Linked DNA regions of Homo sapiens: region 1 is linked to region 2. A link is an interaction called in ENCODE POLR2A ChIA-PET data of the cell type or tissue named here. Cell type or tissue: GM12878. All regions are shown on one strand. Each heading gives the region's core, and the rest is flanking DNA. Links, peaks and the distances in the headings are about the cores only. Region 1 overlaps NKAIN1 (sodium/potassium transporting ATPase interacting 1). Region 2 has its middle 10 kb from the start of HCRTR1.

What was found. ChIA-PET counts read pairs that join two places held together with the same protein. Peaks named below come from ENCODE experiments on the same cell type or tissue, not always from the same donor. Only the 100,000 strongest peaks of a DNase experiment are listed, where the experiment ranks them.
Region 1: POLR2A ChIA-PET joins it to region 2 with 8 read pairs; 2 of 35 experiments call an interaction of 5 or more read pairs at or near these places.

The regions. Positions count from the first base shown.
Region 1 is chr1:31,184,929-31,197,513 of GRCh38, forward strand. It overlaps NKAIN1 (sodium/potassium transporting ATPase interacting 1), which reads right to left. Exons shown (of 7, transcript NM_024522.3): 2 at 3,122-3,259; 3 at 319-399. Among named protein-coding and RNA genes, the nearest start is that of NKAIN1, 49 kb to the right of the region's middle. In GM12878, for the core only: no CTCF peak of the experiment used is centred there; no DNase peak of the experiment used is centred there.
Region 2 is chr1:31,601,170-31,613,754 of GRCh38, forward strand. No RefSeq gene overlaps it. Among named protein-coding and RNA genes, the nearest start is that of HCRTR1, 10 kb to the right of the region's middle. RefSeq lists an enhancer at 4,090-5,289. In GM12878, for the core only: no CTCF peak of the experiment used is centred there; a DNase peak (open chromatin) is centred at 4,882; H3K27ac peaks cover 998 bases.

The sequences.
Region 1 (12,585 bases), core at 1,718-9,717, 420 kb before region 2:
ACCTCTATTAGCGGGGCCTAAGAGTAGCTTTCTGGGCTCCCACATACTGTTGGTTTTTACTGAGCTTGTGATCAACTGGGACCCCTGGCTCATCTTCACATGGACTGCTCTTCAGCCTTATCTGCTCCATCATTGTGTTTGAGGAAGCCAGAAATAAATTGTGTAAGTAGGAAATGGGGCACACAGATTATTTGGGCATGTAAGGAGAGAGAGACTTCTTCGAGACATGATGCTCTGGTCCTATACCACAGTACCCTTAGGGCAGGGGATGGGAATGGTCAGGCTCTGCCCTATGGCACTGCCAGGTCTGAGGCTTACCTGGGACAGCTGTCCAACCTCCAAGTAGAAGCAGATGATAAATGCATTCCAGCCAACCCAGAGCACCAGCCAGGCTGCATACTGGGGAAAGCAGAGGTGGGATCAGGGTGGGGCCTGGGGAGTGGGGGATGGGGAGTGTCAATGGAGACAGAGCTCAGGGATGAGGAGATCTGGGCAGGGGAAATTATGAGAATACCTCACTCAGAGAGCACAGTGTAGCTTACAAATCATTTACACACCCATCAGGCCTTACAACAGCCCTGCAAGGTCAGCACTGCCCTCTTTTAGAGAGAACTAACTTAAAACTGAAAGGAAGTTTAAGGTTTCTAAGATCACACAGCTAGGAGGAGGTAGGGCTGCCACTCAAATCAAGTTCTCTGATAGCTAATCCCATCCACTGTGCTAACAACATCCTCTAGACCAGCTGTCTCTAGAATACTGGAATCATTCAAGGATGTTTGTCAAAAATGCAGATTCTTGGGTCCTACCTCTAGACCTACTGATTCTGAATTTCTAGGGATGTTTAAAAGGGATTGCTTAAGCAATCCCTAGGAGATTGTGACTCAGATGACACTTTCAGAAACATGTTCCAGGTGGTAAGCCACTAGAGGGCGAGGACTCTGACTGCCTGGCTCACCACTGCAATGCCAATGCCTAGCACAGAATAGCTGGATGAACCCATTAAGACTATAGGAAATGGGCCAGGTGCAGTGGCTCATACCTGTAGTCCTAGCACTTTGGGAGGCTGAGGTGGGCAGATCATTTGAGCTCAGGAGTTCAAGACCAGCCTGGGCAATATGGAGAAAACCCATATTTAAAAAAAAAAAAAAAAGAGGCCAGGCGCAGTGGCTCACGCTTGTAATCCCAGCACTTTGGGAGGCCAAGGTGGGCAGATCACCTGAGGTCGGGAGTTTGAGACCAGCCTGACCAACATGGAGAAACCCTGTCTCTATTAAAAATACAAAATTAGCCAGGCATGATGGCACATGCCTGTAATCCCAGCTACTCGGAAGGCTGAGGAAGGAGAATCACTTGAACCTGGGAGGTGGAGGTTGTGGTAAGCTGAGATCATGCCACTGGACTCCAGCCTGGGCAACAAGAGCGAAACTCCGTCTCAAAAAAAAAAAAAAAGTCTTAATTCTTTTGTGTTTTTTTTTTTTTTTTTTTTTTTAAGACAAGATTTTGGTCTGTCACCCAGGCTGGAGGGCAGTGGATGCTGGGAACTTTAGACCAAAAGAGACAGGAGGTTATCCTGCAGCCTTGTGCCTGAGTATGTGTGTGACATCTTCTCACATGGCTGTGGCTGGAGTCTGGGTATAAGGGAACCAGGGCAGGTGGAGGCAGGATCATGGATGGGGCCTGGAGAAAGGCTGGGGTGAGCAGACCAAACTGAGACCCCAAGCATAGAACGGGAGTCCAGCCTGGGCCCTGGATGCCCTCACTCCATCACTTTCCTCCCTCCCTTCCTTGCTCTATAAATTGTACTTGAATGACACAGGTCAATGTGCCCCGCTCCAGCAATCTTTCCATCTGTCTGGAAGGAGAGGGCTGGGATGGGAGGGACTGGGAGCAGCAATGCTGGAGCAGCAATGCTAGGTCAGCACTGAGGCCCCTGGGCCCCTCAGTTTTCCCACATCCCGAATGTGGCCACCTCTGGGGAGAACAGCATTCCACCCACGGTAGTGAGCTGGAGAGGAGGTTAGGGTCGATTTGAGACCTGGATGCTTCTACCCAAGTCCTGTGCCTGCAATTCTAGTGGCTGTCACCTGGCAGATAGTGTTGTTGACAGTGGTGTCTGGGGCTTTCCTGAGAACTGGAGAGAAGTGTTCTCTTATGTCAGATGAGAGAGAGCCTTGTTAGGGTCCTGTTCACCTGGCTTCTGGGAACTGAGCCTGTGGAGGTGGGGAGAGAAGTCCTAGAATGAGTGTGTGTGGGCTCTGGAGGCAGCATGACATTGCATGTCATTGTGATTGTAGGTGTCAAGCATGTATGTAGTAAATCTAGTGAAAAGCCTTTTCCCTCAAGAGAGCCATGTGAAGAGGTCACTGAGGAACAGCAGGGAATATGGGTGAATCTAGCTGAAAGCAGGAGTTTGACAGAGACTATCAGGGACCAGGACTTGGGAAGAGGCTGTCGGGGAGGAGGAGAGAGACCCAGACTCCTGGGGCTGGAGTGCAGGGAGGCACTGACCTCAAAGCCACACTAGCTGCTCCAGAACACATCCTTGATGTACATCGGGCAAGAGAGACAAATGCCAAGCCTTCCTGAAGCTTCTTGAGAAACTAAATAAGATGAAGCCCATCCCTCCTGTGTCCTTGCGCCCACCCCTTCCTGAGGCCGTGTGGTGCCGCAGCAGGAGCCTTCACTGTTGATCTGATGTTCTAATCCTGCCTTGCTTTCATTAGCTGTGTGACCTTAGGAAGACTCGCAACCTTTCTGAGCTTCAGTTTCCTCATCTGGAAAATGGAGCTGTTAAGATCTACCTCACAGGGCTATTGTAGACATGAGATGAAGCATGTGAAATTTCGCAGCGTGCCTGGCACGTGCCAGGCACTCACTACATGATCCATTTTGTTTATATTTGGATTATTTCCCTAAAAAATTCTTCAGGAAAAAAAAAACCCTTGTCTCCTCTGAGCAAAGAAGCATGGGGCTGTGCACATTCACCCCATCTTGTTTTGGGTGGAGCCAAGACCAGTGCCCCAGTGTTGGGGGGCAGTTCTGGTTTTGAGGAGCAGGGAGGGGTGGAGTGGGCAGGGGTGAGGAGAGGAGTTGGCTTGGGAAGGGGCTAGGTGAGCCGTACCAGGATGAGGTACCGGGAGCGGTACTGCACGGTGCCAAAGATGCCCAGGATGACTGCCATGATGTGCAGGAAGTTGGCTAGGATGGGAGCCCACTGGTAGCCCAGGAAGTCAAAGATCTGCCGCTCCAGCGCAGCCACCTGTGGAAGAGACAGGCTGAGGCCACTGTCACCCCCCTGAAAGGGAAGGACAGGGATTCCTGCTTGACCTTGGGGAGCAGGTGGCACCAGTTACCATGGTGATGAGGCATAAGCCTCAGAACAATCCAGTCCTTCACTACCAAAGGGATGCTGGGGGGTCCTTAAGCCTGATCATCACTTTGGGGTGGGCTGAAAGGTGATAGGAGTGAGGGTTCAGAACACCTTCCTCCCTGCCAAGGAGGCCCTTCCCTCTAGCGGCTCAAGCTCCTGCACCTTCTCCATGTGGAGAAGATGGTGGGATCAGAATCCAGACTGCCACCCCTAGCCTTGGAGGGCAAGGAAGTCCTGGAGCCCGAGTCACCTCTTCCAAGGATCCCCATCTGGAGCTTGCCCTGGCCCATGGCATTCCTGGGCTACAGAGAAGGAATGCTTTTCACTCCCCTTCCCTGAAGGAGCTGGAATAGATTGCAAAATTGGCCTCGAATCCTCCTCTTCCTATTTCCATGCTCTTCAGTAGTGCCCTTCCACACTAATGCTGTGCTTGCCCATGCGACTTGCTTTGCCTAAAGGGACTTTGGCAAACACAATGCAAACCATGTTTGAAAAAGGCTTGAAAAATGCATGCATCCAGTCTGGGCAACCTGGTGAAACCCCGTCTCAACAAAAAATACAAACCATTGCCAGGTGTGGTGGTGCGCACCTGTAGTCCCAGCTATTCGGGAGGCTTAGGTGAGAGAATCTCTTGAGCCCAGCAGGCGGAGGTTGCAGTGAGCCAAGATCATGCCACTGCACTCCAGCCTGGGCGACAGAGTGAGACCCCGTCTCAAAAAAAAGAAAAGAAAAAAAAAAAACGGCGTTCATTGGAGCTTGCCAACTTGCTTCACTTATAACAAGACCACCTTGTGAACAAGCCCCAGCTGACCTGCTGGAGGATGAGAAGCCACGGGGAGGAGAGCGAAGGCACCCCGGCTAATAGCCCATCAGCCATCAACCATGTGAGCGAGGCCATGCTAGATCACCCCGGGTCACTAGCTGACCACAGACACATAGCCCAGACCAGAAGAATCTCCCAGCTGACCCACAGAATCATGAACTAAATAAAATGGTCGTTTATTTTTTATTTCTAAATATTTATTATCATTATTTTTAAACAGAGTCCCGCTCTGTCGCCCAGGCTGTAGTGCAGTGGAACTATCTCAGCTCACTGCAACATCCACCTGCCAGGTTCAAGCAATTCTCCTGCCTCAGCCTCCCGAGTAGCTGGGACTACAGGCACCTGCCACCATACGCAGCTAATTTTTGTATTTTTAGTACAGGCAGAGTTTCACCATGTTGGCCAGGCTGGTCTTGAACTCCTGACCTCAAATGATCCACCCACCTCAGCCTCCCAAAGTGCTGGGATTATAGGCGTGAGCCACTGCGCCCAGCCAAATTTTGCTTTAAAGAACCACCTCCTACCACTCTGTCCACATGGCTTGAGTGGGGCTGACTCATTTCTAGTTTCTGGGGTGGGCAGGTAAGCCAAGTCTAGCCAAATAATCAAAGACAATGATGAATTTAGGGATAGGCGCTCACCCCATGCTCTGCCCCTGAGAATCACCCTAGATATTTGCTGGAACAATCAGAACAGAGCTGCTATCCTGCCAGGATACCTGAATGGGTGTGGTGTGAGCTTGGAGCTGTTGGTGGCTGCCTTGGCCACCTCAGGTGGATGGCCCGCCTGAGGAGAAAGCCATAGCTAAGGTACAGAGAGAGTGTGTGTGGGAGGAAGACTGAACACACAAGGGAATGTCCTGAGCCATCTTTCAGGCCTCTGAATACAGCCATGCCTAAAGCTGGTTCTCCCTCCTTGTCCTGCTGATTTTTGTCATTTGCAACAAAGAGTCCTAACTACAACAGAAGAGGAGAGAAGAGGGTCTGGCTGGGGAGGGGGAGGGAATATTCAGATAAAGTGAGAAGATATAAGAAGCCTTTTTCCAGGCAGGGAGGCAGGAGGAGGTGGAGCTGATGCTACCACACAGATGGCAAGGCTTGGGCAGAGACCAAGGAAGCTGCAGGCTTGGGTAAGGTGGTGAGGGAAGCCTGGTGGTGCCAGGCCCAACCTTGGCATTTACCCACTTGGCACCAGCCTGCCTCTTGTCGGTGACTCCCCTCCCAGGGATGTGCAGATTGTAAAGCTCATCTCTCACTGGATGCTCCTTGGCAGAAAGGCAGAGCTGGAATCATTATTTCATTTTGAGGAAAGAGAACATGAGGCTCAGAGAGGGGAAGTGACTTGTCCAAGGTCACACAGCAGGTTGGTGGCAGAATAGGCCTTTCTCAGCCACCTGTCCCATCTTGGCACCACCTTTTCCCATCTTGGCACTGGTAAGGGAGTCAAGAGGTGTAAATTGTGGTGGGAAGTCTGCCTCTGACTCCTGGGTGACTTTGGGCAGCCCACTTTCCCCGCTGGGTTTGGGGCTCCTCTTCCATGCATGGAAGTCACTGGACTAGGTAATCTCCAAGGGCCCTTCCAGCCTTGACTTCCATCAGCTGCTGGCCTTGGGGGAGAAACTCCCCAGGCTTGTCCAGGGGCCTCTGCCACGGTCTCTGTCTGCTGCTCCTATCCCACACTTCCTCCACTCCACTCTTCCTCCTTCCACCCTGACTCTGCCTGGCCTTGGGAGCCTTGGTGTTCTGGGGTCCAGCTTGATGTTCTTGACTCAGCTGTTACCTGGCCCTAAGGGAGAAGGTCTCCATCAGAGGACGGAGGAGGCTGTGACAGAGCAATCCAGGCTCATGGTGCAGCTGAGGAGGCACCCTGCCAAATATTTCCACCTAAGGCTGGGCGCAGTGGCTCACGCCTGTAATCCCAGCACTTTGGGAGGCCAAGGTCGGCGGACCACTTGAGGTCAGGAGCTCAAGACCAGCCTGGCCAACATGGTGAAACTCCATCTCTACTGAAAATACGAAAGTTAGCTGGGTGTGGTGGCACATGCCTGTATTCCCAGCAGATTGGGAGGCTGAGGGAGGAGAATTGCTTGAGCCTGGGAGGCAGAGGCTGCAGTGAGCCAAGATCGCGCCACTGTACTCCAGCCTAGGTGACAGAGCAAGACTCTGTCTCAAAAAAAAAAAAAAAATCCACCTAAGAGGTGATATCATCTCCAGCCAAAGTGGTACCCACTCAAACCCCCTCTGTTCTCTGTGACCTTATTGATAGAAAACAGAGAGAGGTTTTTTTTTTTTTTTTTTTTTAAAGCAGTAGCAGATTTGTAGTCATTTAAACTCAGATTCAAATTCCAGCTCTGCTGTGTGACTTAGGGCAAGTCACTTTCCCTCTCTGAATCTATTTCTTCAACTATAAATAGAGAAGATAATCCCTCTCTTGAGAAGTTGTTGTGGGGATATAGAGATATCACATAAACTAACAGACAATTAGACTTGATACATAGTGGCTAATTAATAGAAGGCTTAACAGTCTAAGCTTCTTAGTTTGGCACCGAGGGCCCACTAGGATCTGGCTCAATCCTGTATTTCCCATCAGCTCCTGCCCCCAAGAGGCTGTAACAGCAGTTAAAGTCCTACCTTCATTTGCCTTTGCCTTATTTTTTATTTTATATTTTATTTTGAGAAAGAGTCTTGCACTTTTGCCCAGGTTGGGGTGCAATGTGGTGATCACAGCTCACTGTAACCTCAAATTCCTGGGCTCAAGGCATCCTCCTGCCTCACCTCCTTAGTAGCTGGGACTACAGGCATGTGCCATCACATCTGGGTAATTTTAAAATATTTTGTAGAGATTGGGTCTCACTATGTTGCCCTGAGTAGTCTTGAACTCCTGGCCTCAATTAATCTTCCTGCCTTGGCCTCCCAAAATGCTGGGATTACAGACATAAGCCACTGCGCTGGGCCTCCCTTTGGCTTTATCCAAGTCCTCCTTAGTTTTCACAGTGTAGCTCAGTTCCCTCTTTTGGTAGGAAGGCCTCCCTGACTGGCCCACAGGTGCTGCTCTCTCCACTTGACATGGAGTGGGGGCTGTTCTTCCCATTCTCAGCATGGCTCTGGCCTTCCTTCATCCTCACACCCAACAATCATTCACTCATTTATCTATAACCAGCTAGACCCATTTATCCATCCATCCCACATCTGACATGCCCTCACCCAGCCAGGGTTCATCACTTATTTATTCACAGAACGTTTAGTCTATGTCAGGCTTTGTGCTAGCTCCGGGATGCAGAAGTGAAGAAGTTGGGGTCCCTGCCCTTTGGGAACTCAGGACCCACTTAGTAGAGGAGGGGAAGGAAATCAGTACAAACCGGGGTATTCAGGGCTATGACCCAGGCCTGGAAAAGGCCGTCTCTTCCTCCGATGGTGAGTGCAGATTTAAATGAATTTTTTTTTTTTTGAGATGGAGTCTCGCTCTGTCGCCCAGGCTGGAGTGCAGTGGCGTGATATCAGCTCATTGCAAGCTCCACTTCCGGGGTTCACGCCATTCTCCTGCCTCAGCCTCCCGAGTAGCTGGGACTACAGGCGCATCCCACCATGCCCAGTGGATTTTTGTATTTTTTGTAGAGAACAGGGTCTCGCCCTGTTGCCCAGCCTAGTCTCATACCCTCCTGGGCTCATGTGGTCCACCCACCTTGGCCTCCCAAAGTGCTGGGATTACAGGCGTGAGCCACCATGCCTGGCCTAAATATATCTTTTAAAAAATTTAGATGTAGCCTGGGTATAGTCACTCATGCCTGTAATCCCAACACTTTGGGAGGCCAAGGCCAGAGGATGGCTTGAGGCCAGGAGTTTGGGACTAGCCTTGGCAACATAGTGAGATCCCATCTCTATTAAAAAAAAAAAAATCAGATTCAGTGTCTTATAAACAATCTCAATTTTATTTTATTATTTATTTTTTTATTTTTTTATTTTTTTGAGACGGAGTCTCACTCTGTCTCCCAGGCTGGAGTGCAGTGGCGTGATCTCGGCTCACTGCAAGCTCTGTCTTCCAGGTTCACACCATTCTCCTGCCTCAGCCTCCCAAGTAGCTGGGACTACAGGCGCCCGCCACCACGCCCGGCTAATTTTTTGTACATTTAGTAGAGACGGGTTTTCACCATGTTAGCCAGGATGGTCTCCATCTCCTGACTTTGTGATCCACCCGCCTCAGCCTCCCAAAGTGCTGGGATTACAGGCGTGAGCCACCGCGCCCGGCAACAATCTCAATTTTAAAGTTATTATTTTTTATTAGAAAACCAAGTCAAGGCCGGTGCAGTGGCTCACACTTGTAATACCAGCACTTTGGGAGGCCAAGGTGGGTGGATCACGAGGTCAGGAGTTCGAGATCAGCCTAGCCAACATGGGGAAAACTCGTCTCTACTAAAAATACAAAAAATTAGCTGGGCGTGGTGGCACGCACCTGTAATCCCAGCTACTCAGGAGGCTGAGGCAGGAGAATTACTTGAACCCGGGAGGTGGAGGTTGCAGTGAGCTGAGATCGTGCCCTTGCACTCCAGCCTGGGTGAAAGTGCGAAATTCGGTCTCAAAACAAACAAACAAACAAACACCAAGTCAAATATTACAGGACTTCTGCTTGTGTAGCAGTTACATGCAGCTAATTAACAAATAATAATAAGAACAAAATAAGAGGAATACCTTTCCCACCTGGTTGCGTCAGCTCCGAAACACTAATCTGAGGGCTGTGGTGATTGTAAATCATAACCGGCCTTGCTGTGTCTTTGTTACTTAGAAGGCAGGAACTGTGCAGAGGCAACAGCAATCTACTCCTTTGCATAAATTGCAAATGCATGTGCACTGGGGGAAAAATTCCTTCCTTCGTTTGGAGATATTTTTACCTAGAGAGCTGCAAGCCAAGCCAAGATAGCTTCTTGAATCCCTCTCCTAAGTGAGCTGGGGTGAAAGTTCCTGGGGACAGTGGATACAGACTTCTCCCTGATCTCCCGCCAGGGGAAGGCTGGCCACCACCCCACTCAGTTACTTTTTCTAAAATACAAATCTCATCCCAGCCACACAGAATGAGCCCCCTGACTGTAATCCCAGAGTGACAGATGAGAACATGTCACCCAGGCCTCACATCTCTGTCTTCACCTGCCAATGCTCACAGAGGAAGCCCCACATTCCTGCCCATCAGTCCTCTCTGCCTTTGATCTCTGTTCTCCCCTGACCCAGCTCTTTCTTTTTCCTTTTTCTTTCCCTTCCCTTCCCTTTTTCTTTCCTTTTTTTTCTTTCCTTCCTTCCTTCCTTTTTTTTTTTTTTTTTGGAGTTTCACTCGTCACCCAGGCTGGAGTGCAATGGCGTGATCTCGGCTCACTGCAACCTCCGCCTCCCGGGTTCAAGTGATTCTCCTGCCTCAGCCTCCCGAGTAGCTGGGATTACAGGTGTGTGCCTCCATGCCCTGCCAATTATTGTATTTTTAGTAGAGACGGGGTTTCTCCATGTTGGTCAGGCTGGTCTCAAACTCCCGACCTCAGGTGATTTGCCTGCCTCGGCCTCCCAAAGTGCTGGGATTACAGGCGTGAGCCCCTGCACCTGGCCTGCTTTCTTTTTTCTTTTCATTTCCTTTCCTTTTCCTTCCTTCCTTTTCTCTCTCTCTCTCTTTTTTTTTTTTTTTTTTTTTTGAGACAGAGTCCCATTCTGTCACCCAGGCTGGAGTGCAGTGGCGGGATCTCAGCTCACCGCAATCTCTGCCTCCCAGGTTCAAGCGATTCTCCTGTCTCAGCCTCCTAAGTAGTTGGGATTACAGGCGAGTGCCACCATGCCCAGCTAATTCTTGTATTTTCAGTAGAGATGGGGTTTCACCATGTTAGTCATGGCTTGTCTCGAACTCCTGACCTCATAAGCCACCCGCCGCAGCCTCCCAAAGTGTTGGGATTACAGGCGTGAGCCACCGCGCCTGACTCTTTCTTTTTTTCTTTCTTCTCTTTCTCTCTCTTCTCTATATATTCCTTCCTCCTTTTTTTTTTTTTTTTTGAGTCTCGCTCTGTTGCCCAGGCTGGAGTGCAGTGGTGCGATCTAGGCCCACTTGCAACCTCCGCCTCCTGGGTTCAAGCTATTCTCCTGCCTCAGCCTTCCCAGTAGCTGCAATTACAGGCACCCGCCACCATGCCCGGCTTAATTTTTTGTATTTTTTAGTGGAGACGGGGTTTCACCATGTTGGCCAGGCTGGTCTTGAACTCTCGACCTCAGGTGATCCACCTGCCTCAGGCTCCCAAAGTGCTGGAATTACAGGCATAAGCCACCGCGCCTGGCCTTTCTTTCTTTCTGCCTTGCCTTGCCCTGCCCTGCCCTGCCGCCGCGGCTGGCCCCCGCCACCTGCACTCTGGATCCAGCTCCTCCTGTCTTCTCAGGAGCCCACACCATCCACAGTCCCTTCTCTCTTGTAAACATAGCCTCTCCCTCTCCCCAGATCCTTCTCACTGGCTCCTAACAAGCTCAAAGCCTCTCCCATTAAAAAAAGAAAAAAAAAGTGTCTGGGTATAATGGCTCATGCCTGTAATCCCAGCACTTTGAGAGGCCCAGGTGGGTAGACTGCTTGAGCTCAGGAGTTTGAGACCAGCCTGGGCAACATGGCATAAAGCCCCACCTCTACAAAAAATACAAAAACTCAGCCGGGCGTGGTGGTGCACGTCTGTGGTCCCAGCTACTTGAGAGGCTGAGGTGGGAGGATTGCTTGAGCCCAGCAGGCTGAGGCTACAGTGAGCTGTGATAGCCTACCTGTCTCAAAAAAAAAAAAAAAAAAGCTTCTTACCACCTTGCAGCTGATATCAGCCTTATCTATCTCAACACTCTCACCCCCAAAACTACATAAAAGGTCTCCATGGCCTTCCCTGCCACTCGATCTGCCAGAGTGACTTTCTGCTTGGCCACTGAAACAGTTCTTACTGAGGTCACTGGCGATCTCCTTGTCATTAAATTCAGCAGATAAGGCCGGGTGATGTGGCTCAGGCCTGTAATCCCAGCACTTTGGGAGACCGAGGTGGGTGGATCACTTGAGGTCAAGAGTTTGAGACCAGCCTGGCCAACATGGTGAAACCCCGCCTCTACTAAAAATACAAAAATTGGCCGGGTGCGGTGGCTCACGCCTGTAATCCCAGCACTTTGGGAGGCCGAGGCGGGTGGATCACGAGGTCAGGAGATCGAGACCATCCTGGCTAACATGGTGAAACCCTGTCTCTACTAAAAATACAAAAAATTAGCCAGGCGTGGTGGCGGGCGCCTGTAGTCCCAGCTACTCGGGAGGCTGAGACAGGAGAATGGCTTGAACCCAGGAGGCGGAGCCTGCAGTGAGCTGAGATCGTGCCACTGCACTCCAGCCTGGGCAACAGAGTGAGACTCCTACTCAAAAAAAAAAAAAAAAATAGAAAAATTAGCCGGGCATGGTGGTGGGCAACTGTAATTCCAGCTACTAGGGAGGCTGAGGCAGGAGAATCACTTGAATCAACCTCCACCAGGAGGTGGGAGTTGCAGTGAGCCAAGATCACACCACTGCACTCCAGCCTGGGCGACAGAGTGAGATTCCATCTCAAAAATAAATAAATAAATAAATAAATAAATAAATAAATAAATAAATAAATAATAAATTCAGCAGATGAATTTCAGTCCTCATCTTACCTGACCTCAATTGCCCTCTCTCCTGCCAGCAGCACTCTTTTCTGGCTTTTGCCCCATGGCACCGTCCCAGAGGCAGGATGACCTAGTGGTCAGGAGCAAAGCCTGAGTCAGAATCCTGGTGTGCTGGTTATTATACAACTCTTGGCACGGCACTAACCTTCCTGTGCCTGTTTCTTGGTTAACAAAATGGGTATGATTCACAGTATCTTCCTCATAGGGTTGCAAGAAGAGTCAGTATTATTTAAAATTATATTTTTCTGCAAAACTCCCTACCTCCCTCCTTCCTTTATTTTTTCCACAGTGCTTATGATTGGATTTTTACTTTTTTTTTTTTTTTTTTTCTTTTTGAGACAGAATCTCACTCTGCCGCCCAGGCTGGAGTGCAGTGGCACAATCTCGGCTCACTGCAAGCTCTGCCTCCCAGGTTCACGCCATTCTCCTGCCTCAGCCTCCCGAGTAGCTGGGACTACAGGCACCCACCAGCACGCCCGGCTAATTTTTTGTATTTTTAGTAGAGACGGGGTTTCATCGTGTTAGCCAGGATGGTCTCGATCTTCTGACCTCGTGATCCGCCCGCCTCAGCCTCCAAAAGTGCTGGGATTACAGGCGTGAGCTACCACGTCTGGCCTAATTTTTTGTATTTTTAGTAGAGATGGGGTTTCACCATGTTGGTCAGGTTGGTCTCAAACTCCTGACCTTGTGATTTGCCCGCCTTGGCCTCCCAAAGTGCT
Region 2 (12,585 bases), core at 1,665-9,664:
ACTTCTAAGTGTGTATTGTCAATGTGTTATTTTTGGCTTGTCTCTACCATGTTGCTTTTTGTTTTCAATTTGTCCCACTTTGTGGTTTCCTTCTTGCCTTTTTGAAAAGTAGATTGAGCTTTTGTTTGTTTTCTTATTTCACCTTTCTGTCTACTGATTTGGAAATTATTGACTCTATTCCTATTCCTAGAGTAGGTCCCCTTAAATTTTTGCACTGCACACTTAACAAGGCCTAAATTTAATATTCCAACCCTATTTCCAACAATACAAGGTCCTTGGGAAACTCCAGCTCCAATGGCCACCCCCTTCCTCCTTACATTCAAATTTCATTTTAGTCCTGTCCCTTTTGTTTTCAGCCCCCCAAATTGCCATCATGATTATCATTATGCTATACAATGTTTGTTTAGGTTTATCTCCATGTTTATCATTTTTATTTCCTCAAAACTTGTTCTTGCATCTCAGGTATCTTTTTCGATCATTTTTTTCCTTTCTGAAGTATATATTTAGACATTCTTTTACTGTAAGTCTGTTGGTAGATTTTTTTTAAACTTCATTTTGAGATAATTGCAGATTGACATGCTGTTGTAAGAAATAATACAAAGATTCCTTATACCTCACATCCCCTTTCCCTCAATGGTAACATTTTGCATAAATATAGTGCAATAGCACAGCCAAGAAAATGACATTGATGCAATCTACTGATCTTATTTAGGTTTTACCAGTTTTATACGCACGTGTGTGTGTGTGTTTGTGTGTGTGTGTGTGTGTGTGTGGTTCCGTGCAATTTTAGCACATGTAAACTTGTGTGACTGTCATCACAGTCAAGATACAAACTATTCCATCATTGGAACTGGTTACCCTTTTATAGCCACTACTACTTCCCTCCCTCCAACATCCCAACCCCTGGCAACCACTAATCTGTTCTCTATCTCTATAATTTTTGTTATAACAAGAATGTTATACAACTGGAATCACAGTACACATAACCTTTTGGGACCGTCTTTTGGCTTTTTCTCACCCTGCACAATTTCCTTGAGATCCATCTAGACTGTTGTATCGACAGCTCTTTCCTTTTCATTGCTGAGTGGTATTCCATGGTATGGGTGTACCATAGTTTGTTTAACCATTCATATACTAAAACACTGGGTTGTTTCCAGTTTGGGGCTATTACAAAGAAAGCTGCTATGAACATTCATGTGCAAGTTTTGTGTGAACAAAATGTTTCATTTCTCTGGAATAAGCACCCCAGAGTGCACTCACTGGATCATAACCCTTTGCTTTTTAAATTTGCAAATGACTTTAATCCTCATTCTTGAATGATAGTCTTTACTGGGTGCATGTTTCCGAATGAACAGTTTTTTTCCCTAGGAATTTTGAAGATATCATTCTTCTGACTTCTATCTTTAAGGGCTATTGTTGCAAAATCTGCTGTCTGCCTAATTGCAGTTCCTTTGCACATAATCTATTTTTCCTCTCTGGCTGTCAATAGCTTTTATTCAGCTTTGGCGTTTTCCAGTTTCAATTCAATATGTCCAGGTAAAAATGTCTATTCTTCTTGTCTTTCAACAGCCCTCCATCTTTTCTATTCCCTCTTTCTGGAAATTTGCTTAGTAACATGTTAGATCCTATTATTTTTTCCCCTGTATCACATTCTTTTCTATTTTCCATCACCTTGTCTCTCTCTATTGAATTCTGGTTAATTTCTTCATATCTGTCTTTCAGCTTTCTCTTCAGCTATATCTAACCTACTGTGCTTTTCAAATATGTATATATATATATACATATATATATATATATATTTTTTTTTTTTTTAGGTGGACTCCCTCTTTCACCCAGGCTGGAGTGCAGTGGCATGATCTCGGCTCATCACAACCTCTGCCTCCCAGGTTCAAGTGATTATCTGCCTTAGCCTCCCGAGTAGCTGGGATTACAGATGCCTGCTACCATGCCCAGCTAGTTTTTGTACTTTTAGTAGAGACTGGGTTTCACCATGTTGGCCAGGCTGATCTCAAACTCCTGACCTCAAGTGATCCACCCATCTCGGCCTCCCAAAGTGCTGGGATTACAGGCACGAGCCACCGTGCCCGGCCTCAAATTTTTTTAATTGTGAAATACAGCACAATATGGAAAGGCATATCAAATACAATTGCACAGCTTAAATAACAATTATAAAGCAAACATCTACATAATCCCCCAGGTCATAAAGTAGAAGATGATAGGCACTCCTAAAAGCTCCCTGTGTATATCCCATCACAATCCCTTACTTTCTCTCTTAAAGGAAACCATTACCCTGACCTTATGGTAATCATTGTCTTGCTTACTTTTTATGGCTTTGTCCTCTGTGCATGCCTAAAGATGTGTTTTAACCTGTTTTTGGATTTTATATAAATGGAATCTTACAGTGTGTATTATTTTTGTCATGCTTTCTTACTCTACATTGCATTTTTTAAGATTTATTCTTTTTGTTATGAATAAATATCATATGTTTATTTTCACCACTGTATACTATTCCATTATATGAATATAACACAACTTACTCATACATAGTTTTGTTGATAAATATCTGATTGTTTCCAGCTTGTGGCTATTATAATGTTGTTTCTCACCTGATACTCAGCCCAGACACCAGGTTTTCTTTCTTTTCTTTAATTTCAGTATCTCATTTTCCTTTCTATTGTCTCTATTTAGTTGTTTTTTTCCACATCTACCTCATCACTTTTTTTTTTTTTTTTTTTGAGACAGTGTCTCCCTCTGTTGCCCAGGCTGGAGTGCAGTGGCATGCATGATCATGGCTCACTGCAGCCTCTACCGCCTAGGCTCAAGCAATTCTCCCACCTCAGCCTCCTGAGTAGCTGGGACCACAGATGTGTGCCACCATGACCGACTAATTTTTTTTTATTATTATTTGTAGAGACTAGGTCTCGCTATGTTGCCCAGGCTGATCTCAAACTCCTGGGCTCAAGCAATCCTCCTGCCTTGGCCTCCCAAAGTACTGGGATTACAGGTGTGAGCCACTGTGCCCGCCCTGCCTGATCATTTTTTAGAGTATCTTTTTGCTTGCTCATTTTCGTAATTTGATGTTATATTTACTAAAATATTTTATTCACAATTATGGTGTTTTATATTCCATGTTTGATAAATCCAATATCGGAAGTCTTTGGGGTCTAAGTTTATTATTTATGGTTTCTAGCTGGCTCTCAGTCATGGTGACTTGATTCCTTGGGAGTTTTGTTAACAGTGTGATACAGGTATATACTTCTCTTTCTTCCACACGGAAAACCAGTTTTCCCACCACCAGGTATTGGAGGGAATTGATTTAAATGCCACCTCTGACATAGGTTGAACTTCCAGTCTGCATAGCTCTGTTTCTGAGCTTTCAGCTCTATCTCATCCAGTTATTTGTACATCCCTCTACCAATACCTCCCTGCCTTAATGACTTTGGTTGTATACATCTTGTTATGTGGAGGGTGATTCTCCTCGTTTTGTTAATTTTCTTCAAAATTACCTTGGCTACTCTTAACTATTTGTTCTTTCATATGACCTTAGGATAAGCTTGACATGTTTCCCAAGATATTAATTTTAAAAAACTCTTCTTTGAACCTCTTATTGAAAGTAAAATAAATTTATAGGTTAATTTAAAAATAACATCTTTACAATTAAGTGTTTTCTTCTATGAGCAAGTTATACTTCTCCATTTATCTGGGTCTCTTGAATGACCATCAAGAAAGTTTTAGGCCAGGCATGGTGGTTCATGCCTGTAATCCCAGCACTTTGGGAGGCTGAGGTGGATGGATTGCTTGAAGTCAGGAGTTCGAGACCAGCCAGGCCAACATGGTGAAACCCCGTCTCTACTAAAAATACAAAAATTAGCTGGGCATGGTGGCAGGCTCCTGTAGTCCCTGCTACTCAGGAGGCTGAGGCAAGGGAATCTGTTGAACCCTTGAGGCGGAGGTTGCAGTGAGCCGAGATCGTGTCACTGCACTCCAGCCTGGGCAACAGAGCAAGACTCCATCTCAAAAAAAAGAAAAAGAAAGTATAATTTTCTCCATAAAAATATTGCTTATCTCTTAGGTTTATTCCAAGATATCCCATAGTTTTTTTTAATGCTTTTATAAATGGTGTCTTTTATAAATAGCATTTTATGTTTGTTGCTTAACAGCTGGGATGTGTTCCGAGAGAGGATTTTATTGTTGTGTGAACATCACAGAGTGTACTTACCCACACTTAGATGAGATAGCCTACTACAAGTACACCTAGACTACGTGGTACAGCCTGTTGCTCCTAGGATACAAACCTGTACAGCATGTTATTATACTGTTACTGTAGGCAATGCAATGGTGAGTAGCTGTGTATCGAAAAATATTTAAACATAGAGAGGTTACAATAAAAATATATTATGAAAGATTTTTAAATGGTACATCTGTATAGGGCACTTACTATGAGTGAAGCTTGCAGAACTGGAAGTTGCTTGAGTGTCAGTGAGTGGTGAGTGAACGCGAAGGCCTAGCACATTACTATACACTACTGTAGACTTTATAAACTGTACACTCAGGCTACACTAAATATGTTTTTAAAATTTTCTTTAAAAATAAATTAACCTTCGCTTCAGTAACTTTTTTACTTTATTAAAACTTTTTGATTCTTAAAAACTTTTTGCCAGGCGTGTTGGCTCATGCCTGTAATCCCAACATTTTGGGAGGCAGAGGTGGGAGGAGGCCAGCCCAGATCCTTAGCTGTCACAGTATTGTGGATGCTGGCAGAAGACTTGAGAGTCTTGGGTCAGAGACAAAGGACTTTATTACTCACAGCCCAGGAAGTAGCATCAGTTTCATGTCTGAGTCAATAGTTTCACTTGCCCCCCAAGTCCCACAGTGATGTTGAGGGCAGTGGGGGTGGTATAGACAGATGACGCACATTCAATGAGTTTGCATAATAGCAGAGGAACCCTGAGTTTAGGGAACTGAAATCCCTGATCTCTGCTACTGTAAAAGTTATCAGAATCAAAATGGAGTCACTTCTGTTAAAAGTGACAAATAGAGCTGGAGAAGGTCATGAAGAGACAGCTCTCACGCACAAGTTGCCCAATCACAAGAACTATCCCAATTAGCCAGGCGTGGTGGTGCATGCCTGTAGTTCTAGATACCTGGGAGGCTGACGCAAAAGGATCACTTGAGCTTGGGAGGCAGAGGTTGCAGTGAGCTGTGATGAAGCCACTGCACTCCAGCCTGGGCAACAGAGGGATACCCTGTCTAAAAAACGACAACAACAACAAATACTATCCCAAAAGACTGCAACAACCATCACAATCTTACACACAAAATACTGCAAGGCTATCTGCTCAGAAATTGCCTGTCCAACCTCAGACTAGTGCCGTCCTTATTGTTGATCCTTGTAGCCAAGGATAATTATCTTGAACAATGATGGAATCCTCCTCATTTTTCCCTCAAAATCTTTTGCCTTTATCTCCATGAATATGCATATAGTATACTATGGCACACATATTCCCATTGCAATGCCTATTCCCGAATAGATATCATTTTCTTTTAGAGAGCCTCTTTCTCTGTTTTTTAGGTTGACATCACAAAGGGAGACATTATTAGGCCGGACAGTAATCAGTCTCCTGTTCAAGAAGGACACACTAACTATATGTTCCAAAGATGGTTGATATACCAACATCCTTGAAGACAGTCCAGAACAAAAGGGCAGTTAGTGCCTCTGTGTGCAGGGCATCCAGAAACGAACCAGACCCATGGAAAATTCTTTCTCAACATGAACCTTCTCAACAGTTTTAATAGTTTGTCTGTAGAATCTCTTAGATTTTCTATGTAGACGATCACATGATCTATAAATATAGATGACCATTTTATTTCTTCCTCTCCAGTGGTTTATACCATTTATTCCTTTTTTTTTTTTTAAGACAGAAGCTTGCTCTGTCACCCAGGCTGGAATGCAATGGCATGATCTCAGCTCACTGTAACCTCCATCTCCTGGGTTCAAGCAATTCTCCTGCCTCAGCCTCCCTAGTAGCTGGGATTACAGATGCACGCCACCACCACCTCCAGCTAATGTTGTATTTTTAGTGGACATGGGGTTTCACCATGTTGGTCAGGCTGGTCTCAAATTTCTGACCTCAGGTGATCCCCTCATCTCAGCCTCCCAAAGTCCTGGGGTTACAGGTGTGAGCCACTGCACCCTTCTGATAACCAAGGTTTTCTGGGCCAAGCTCTCAGCTTCCTGCTCCTTGGTCCGTAAGAAAAATTCTCTCTTCCAGTAGTCTCTTCAGCTCCTGCAAAAACTCAGTCCACTCTGTCAATGAGGCCAGACATACCAGGACTCCAAGAGTGGTCAGGAGAGGCATGACCGAGGCTGTGAGCCCATGACATGGGGCGTGGGATCAAGTCATGCTTGTTAGTAGGTAGTGAGGCTGTGACGGGGTTCAGCTGGGAAGACTCTAGCTCTTGTCCTCCACTAAGGCCCCCACTTTATATCATCAACAATAAAAGGGCTATTGTTCTTCCATAACCCGTATTTTGCTTTCTTTCCCAGCATGTCAGAATCTGGGTGAGGAGAAAAAGGACTATTTAAAGGAGACCCCCTTGAAAACTGGATATCCATATACCGAAGAATGAAACTAGACCCCTATCTCTCACCATATACAAAAATCCAATCAAATGAGTTAAAAACTTTAAGACCTCAAACCATGAAACTGCTGCAAGAAAATTCCCCAGGACATTAGACATAGGAAAATATTTCTTGAATTATATCCCACAAGCACTGGCAACCAAAGCAAAAATGGGCAAATAGGAATACATCAAGTTAAAACAATTCTGCACAGCAAAGGAAACAATCAACAAAGTGAAGATACAACCCACAGAACAGGAGAAAATACCTGCAAACTATCCATCCAACAAGGGATTAATGACAAGAATATATAAGGAGCTCGGCCTGGCGCGGTGGCTCACGCCTGTAATCCTAGCACTTTAGGAGGCCAAGGCGAGAGGATTGCCTGAGCTCAGGAGTTCAAGACCAGCTTGGGCAACACGGTGAAACCCCACCTCTACTAAAATACAAAAGAAATTAGCCGAGCATGGCAGCGTGCGCCTGTAGTCCCAGCCACTCGGGTGGCTGAGGCAGGAGAATTGCTGGAACCCAGGAGGCAGAGGTTGCAGAGAGCTGAGATCAGCCACTGCACTCAGCCTGGGCGACACAGCAATACTCCATCTCTACAAAAAAAAAAAAAAAAAAAAAAAGGAATATATAAGGAGCTTAAGCAACTCTATAAATCTAATAATCTGATTAAAATGGGCAAAAGACCTGAACAGACATTTCTCAAAAGAAGACATACAAATGGCAAACAGGCATATGAAAAGTTGCTCAACATCAGCAAACAAAGTTATCCCATCTTCATTCCACCTGCCTTGTTCCAGCTGCTGGCGGCCGACAGGATGGCATCCACCCACATTGAGGGTGGGTCTTCCTCTCTCAGTCCACCAATTCAAATGTCAATCTCCTCTGCCCACACCCTCACAAACACACCCAGAAACAACACCAGCCATCTAGGCATCCCTTTATCCAATCAAGTTGACACCTAATATTAACCATCATACCATACATAAGTACATAACAATAAAGTAGCAAGAAGATGCCACAAAAATTGAGATGTGGTATAAGAATAACAAAAGTTTAGAAAATACTCAAGTAAAAGCCTAGTGAGTAACAAGCCAGTATTTGCCATCAACACCCCACCCCCTAACAAATGCAGACATCTGGAACATACAGGGAGGGGAGAGATTTTTAAAGAGAGGGAACAGCTTTCTAAAAAAATTAAGTCATCTTGGACAGTCACAGTGGTTCACACCTGTAATCCCAGCACTTTGGGAGGCTGAGGCAGGCAGATCACCTGAGGTCAGGAGCTCAAGACCAGCCTGGCCAACATGGCGAAACCCCATCTCTACTAAAAACATAAAAATTAGCCGGGCATGGTGGCACGTGCCTGTAGTCGCAGCTACTCAGGAGGCTGAGGCAGGAGAATTGCTTGAACCTGGGAGGCGGAGGTTGCAGTGAGCTAAGATCGTACCACTACACTCCAGTCTGGGCGACAGAATGAGACTCCGTCTCAAAAAAAAAAAGAAAAAAAAAAGTGAGTGATATTTTTCCTAAGGACTAGAGTGCCTACAGGGAGTGTTGATGTCTAGAGTAAATCCCTCCTTATGTGGCCCAGGGTGGAGGCTGGAGTGTCTGTTTGTGTATCTGCCCTCTGCCACATACCCTAAGCCTGCTGGTTCATGCTCACCAACTCAGTCAGTGAAAGGACAACCTAAAGACATTTTCAGACATGCCAAGATTCAGAAAGCTTTCCTTCCATGCACCCCTTTTAAAAATGTTATTTGAAAATATACTTGAGATAAAGGGACATAATTCAAGAAAGAGAGACATAACAGATTCACAAAACAGTGGAATTAACCCAGTAGCACAGTGAATAGAAATACCAGAGGTCCATAAAGCCATCCATCAAAATTAGAACAGGAAGTCAGAGGGTTTGGAGAAGAACGTCTTTAGGAAGAAAATGGGCTTCATTCAACAAATAATGTAATTAAGAAGCTGGAAGATTTTAATGACTTGACTTAAAAGGCATATGTTTCTTCTCTCAAGGAGAAAAGAGGAAAGCAATTAGAAACTTCATGAGAACAAGAAATTGTGTAAGAAAGTCATGGTCCAAATATGAAGTGAATTAAAATGTCTTATGACTCTGAATAGCTGAGGGAGTGGAGGAGAATAGACTTGAGCTTGAAGCCTGGATCATTTCTCTTTGAGCAGTATTTAAACTGTGAGATTATAGTTCCTTCTCTATGTGTCCCAGGATTCTATTTGGCTCTGTAGAGAATAATGTTTATATAATCATAATATTGTTTAAGAACACTTTATTGATTTTCAATATTTGAAATTCAGAGATAGACAATACACAAAACTAGAACATTTTAATTATGGATATAGAACTAGATGCAAATGTAGCAGTTTAGCAAAAGGAATTAGGAGAGAAAGCAAGAGTGATGTCTCGTCTTACACAGTGGGGAGTTAACAGATAGTGCATGAAATTAATGGCACAAGAAAAAACAGCTGGAAATATTTGTATCTAACCAAACTCTGGAGGGAAGTTACCTTTGCTAAGTTCATCTCTTTTCTTTCTTTTTCTTTTTCCTTTCCTTTTTTTTTTTTTTTTTTTTTTTTTGACAGGGTCTTGCTTTGATGCCCAGGCTGGAGTGCAGTGGTGCAATCACAGCTCACTGCAGCCTCAATCTCCTGGGCTCAGATGATCCTCCCACTTCAGCCTCCCAAGTAGCTGGGACTACAGGCACCTGCCACCAAGCCCAGCTAATTTTTTGTATTTTTTGTAGAGATGACGTTTTCCCATGTTGCCCAGCCTGGTCTTGAACTTCTAGGCTCAAGTGATCTGCCAGCCTTGGCCTCCCAAAGTGCTGGGATTACAGGTATGGGCATTACAGGTGTAAGCCACCACACCCGGCCATAAACTCGTCTTTCATAGTAGGAATTGTTTCCGATGCTGTTAGTTCTTCAATAACCACCCCTTCCTCTATCTTTAGTCACAGAACTCTTACATCTCAGCTGGACACCACCTGACATGGCTACCCAGACAAAAATTATATTTCCCAGCCTCCATTGCAGCTACATGTGATCAGGTGACCAAATTTAGGTCAACTTGATGTTAGCAGAAGTGATGTGCCTTTCCACTTAGTTGAATTATGGACGTGACCAGCCATCTCTGACGTAAGTTGAGAGTTTTTTAATTTTTGTGACAGAGTCTTGCTGTGTCACCCAGGCTTGAGTGCAGTGGCATGATCTCGGCTCACTGCAACCTCTGCTTCCCAGGTTCAAGTGATTCTCATACCTCAGCCTCCTGAATAGCTGGTCTTACAGGTGTGTACCACCACACCTGGCTAATCTTTGTATTTTTAATAGAGACAGGCTTTCACAACGTTGGGCAGGCTGGTCTCGAACTCCTGACCTCAAGTGATCCACTCACCTTGGCCTCCCAAAGTGCTGGGATTACAGGTGTCAGCCACTCCACCCAGCCTAGGCCAAGAGTTTTGCCATAAATATTATAATAGTAGCTAACAGTTATATACATGCTAAGTATCCATCAGGCACCTTTCAAAGTGTTTTGCATGTATTAACTCATTTAACCCAATGGGGATATGTAGTCACTTCCTATTGCTGCTGTAACAAATTAACCACAAACTTAGTGGCTTCAAGCAACACAAAGTTATTCTTCTACAGTTCTGGAGGTCAGACATCTAAAATCAGTGTTTCTTTCCTTCTGGAGACTCAGGAAAATCCATTTCCTTGCCTTCTTCAGCTTCTACAGGTCACCTGCACTCCTTGGCTTGTGGGCCTTTCCTCTTATCACCACGACCACTTGCTTCCATCCTCACATCTCCTATCACTACTCTGACCTCTTGCCTCCCTCTTATAAGGATCATTGGATTTCATGGAGCCCACCCAAATAATCCAGGATAATACCCCCAACTCAAAATGTTTAGTTTAATCACTTCTGCAAAGTCCTTTTTGCCACGTAAGGTAACATTCAAAGATTCTAGAGATTAGGACTCAGACATCTATTATTCTCCCTACCACAGATGGGTACTATATCATCCCCTTTTACAGACAATGAAACTCAAAATAGAGAAGCTAAATAGCATGCCCAGGATCACACAGCTGGTAAGTGGCAGATCCATGGTTTAAACCCATACAATATGGTCCTAGAATCTGTTCATGTAACCATGATACTCTTCTATCCTGGCAGAATTCTGGCTTTCTGATGACATTGGAGTTGCCTGACCAGCCCTGGAGAGAGAAATACACCTTTTTTTTTTTTTTTTTTGAGACCAAGTCTCATTCTGTCGCCCAGCTGGAGTGCAGTGGCATGATCTCGGCTCACTGCACCTCCGTTCCCTGGGTTCAAGCGATTCTCCTGCTTCAGCCTCCCGAGTAGCTGGGCTTACAGGCACAAACCACCACGCCCAGCTAATTTTTGTATTTTTAGTAGAAATTTTTTTAGTGGAAAACTTTAGTAGAATTTTTTTATTTTTGTACTTTTAGTTTCACCATGTTGACACCAGGCTGGTCTCAAACTCCTGACTTCAAGTGATCCACCCGCCTTGGCCTCCCAGAGTGCTGGGATTACAGGTGTGAGACACCTCGCCCAGCCAAGAAAAACACTTTCAACTTTCAAAGCCACTGTCATTTGGTGGGGCTCTTTGTTACAGTCACTATATTCAAATAAGGAGTCAATAGTAATCCACAGAAATAAAAATAATGCTTTTCATTTATTCTGAATGGTTTGAATATTTTACAAGGAAAATGTGTTATTAATTTCAAATCTGCTTAAGTTGCAGGACAAAACTGCCGACCTGTCTGTGTCGCACCTGGGTTAAACCCTCCCATCATCTTTGGGATAGATTGAGTTCAAGCACCTCAGCCTGCCCTGGAGGCCAGCGTTTCACCCATCTTTTTGTTTCTCATTGCTCCTCTTCATGGGTACACTCTCAGGCCAAACTAGTATTTGTGGCATACTAGCTTGCAGCAGGCCTTTCACCATGTCCACCCCATGCCTGTGCTCATGCTGTCCCCTCTACCCGGAATACTGCCCCTTCTTCCTCTCCCACTCCTGCCTAGCATGTCTCATTCAAAGGCTAGCTGTGAGCTCCTGTTCACCCCTCAATACCTAGCCCAAATTGCCTCTGGAAATTTTTTCTGTTTATCTTGGTCTTTCTCTGCCCTGCTAAATATTTTCCTTAAATGTCTGGTGATCCAGGTTATAGTTTGAAACCCCAGCTCCCCACCTTTCCCACCACACACACACACACACACACACACACACACACACACACACACTTCCCAGGAAGAACAGGCCCCTCCTCTTTCCTTCCCCCACTTGTGTGTCCCTGTGTCAAAATAATCATACCAGCACACATTTACTATGGCCATTGTTTATTACTAATATTATTTATTATTTTAGGGTTTAGATCTTTTGCAGCCCCCAGCACCAATACATGGCTAAAAACAATACCAAATGCCACTTAAGTGTCACGATGTCTGACAAATGATGACCACTTGGACTTCTTAAAATGTTAAATTATTTTTAAATATGTGCATGTGTATGATTATGTCTGTCTGTGCCAGGACCCTTAATTTAGCCACATCTGCAAAGCCCCTTTTGCCATGGAACATAGCCACATGTTCTGGGGGTTAGGACGTGGACATCTTTGGGGGCCATTTTAGCCTATCACAGAGATGAAGGAAGTGACCAGCCCAAGATCACCCAGTAGTAAGCAGCAGAGTGGCAGTCTAATCCCTGTCTTCCTGACCCCAAAGCCTGGCTCCTGACCTCTCCTCAACACCAGGGGCGGGGTGGGGGCAGGTGGGAGGAGATGTGTTTTCTGTGGTTTCTGTGCCTTGTTGTTGGTGCTGTCCCATTCTGCCCCCACCCTGCCTCCACAGGCTCCATCCTGATGCATTTCACACCACCCCTATCCACTCGTCTCCATGAGGGTCTCCCTAGCCTA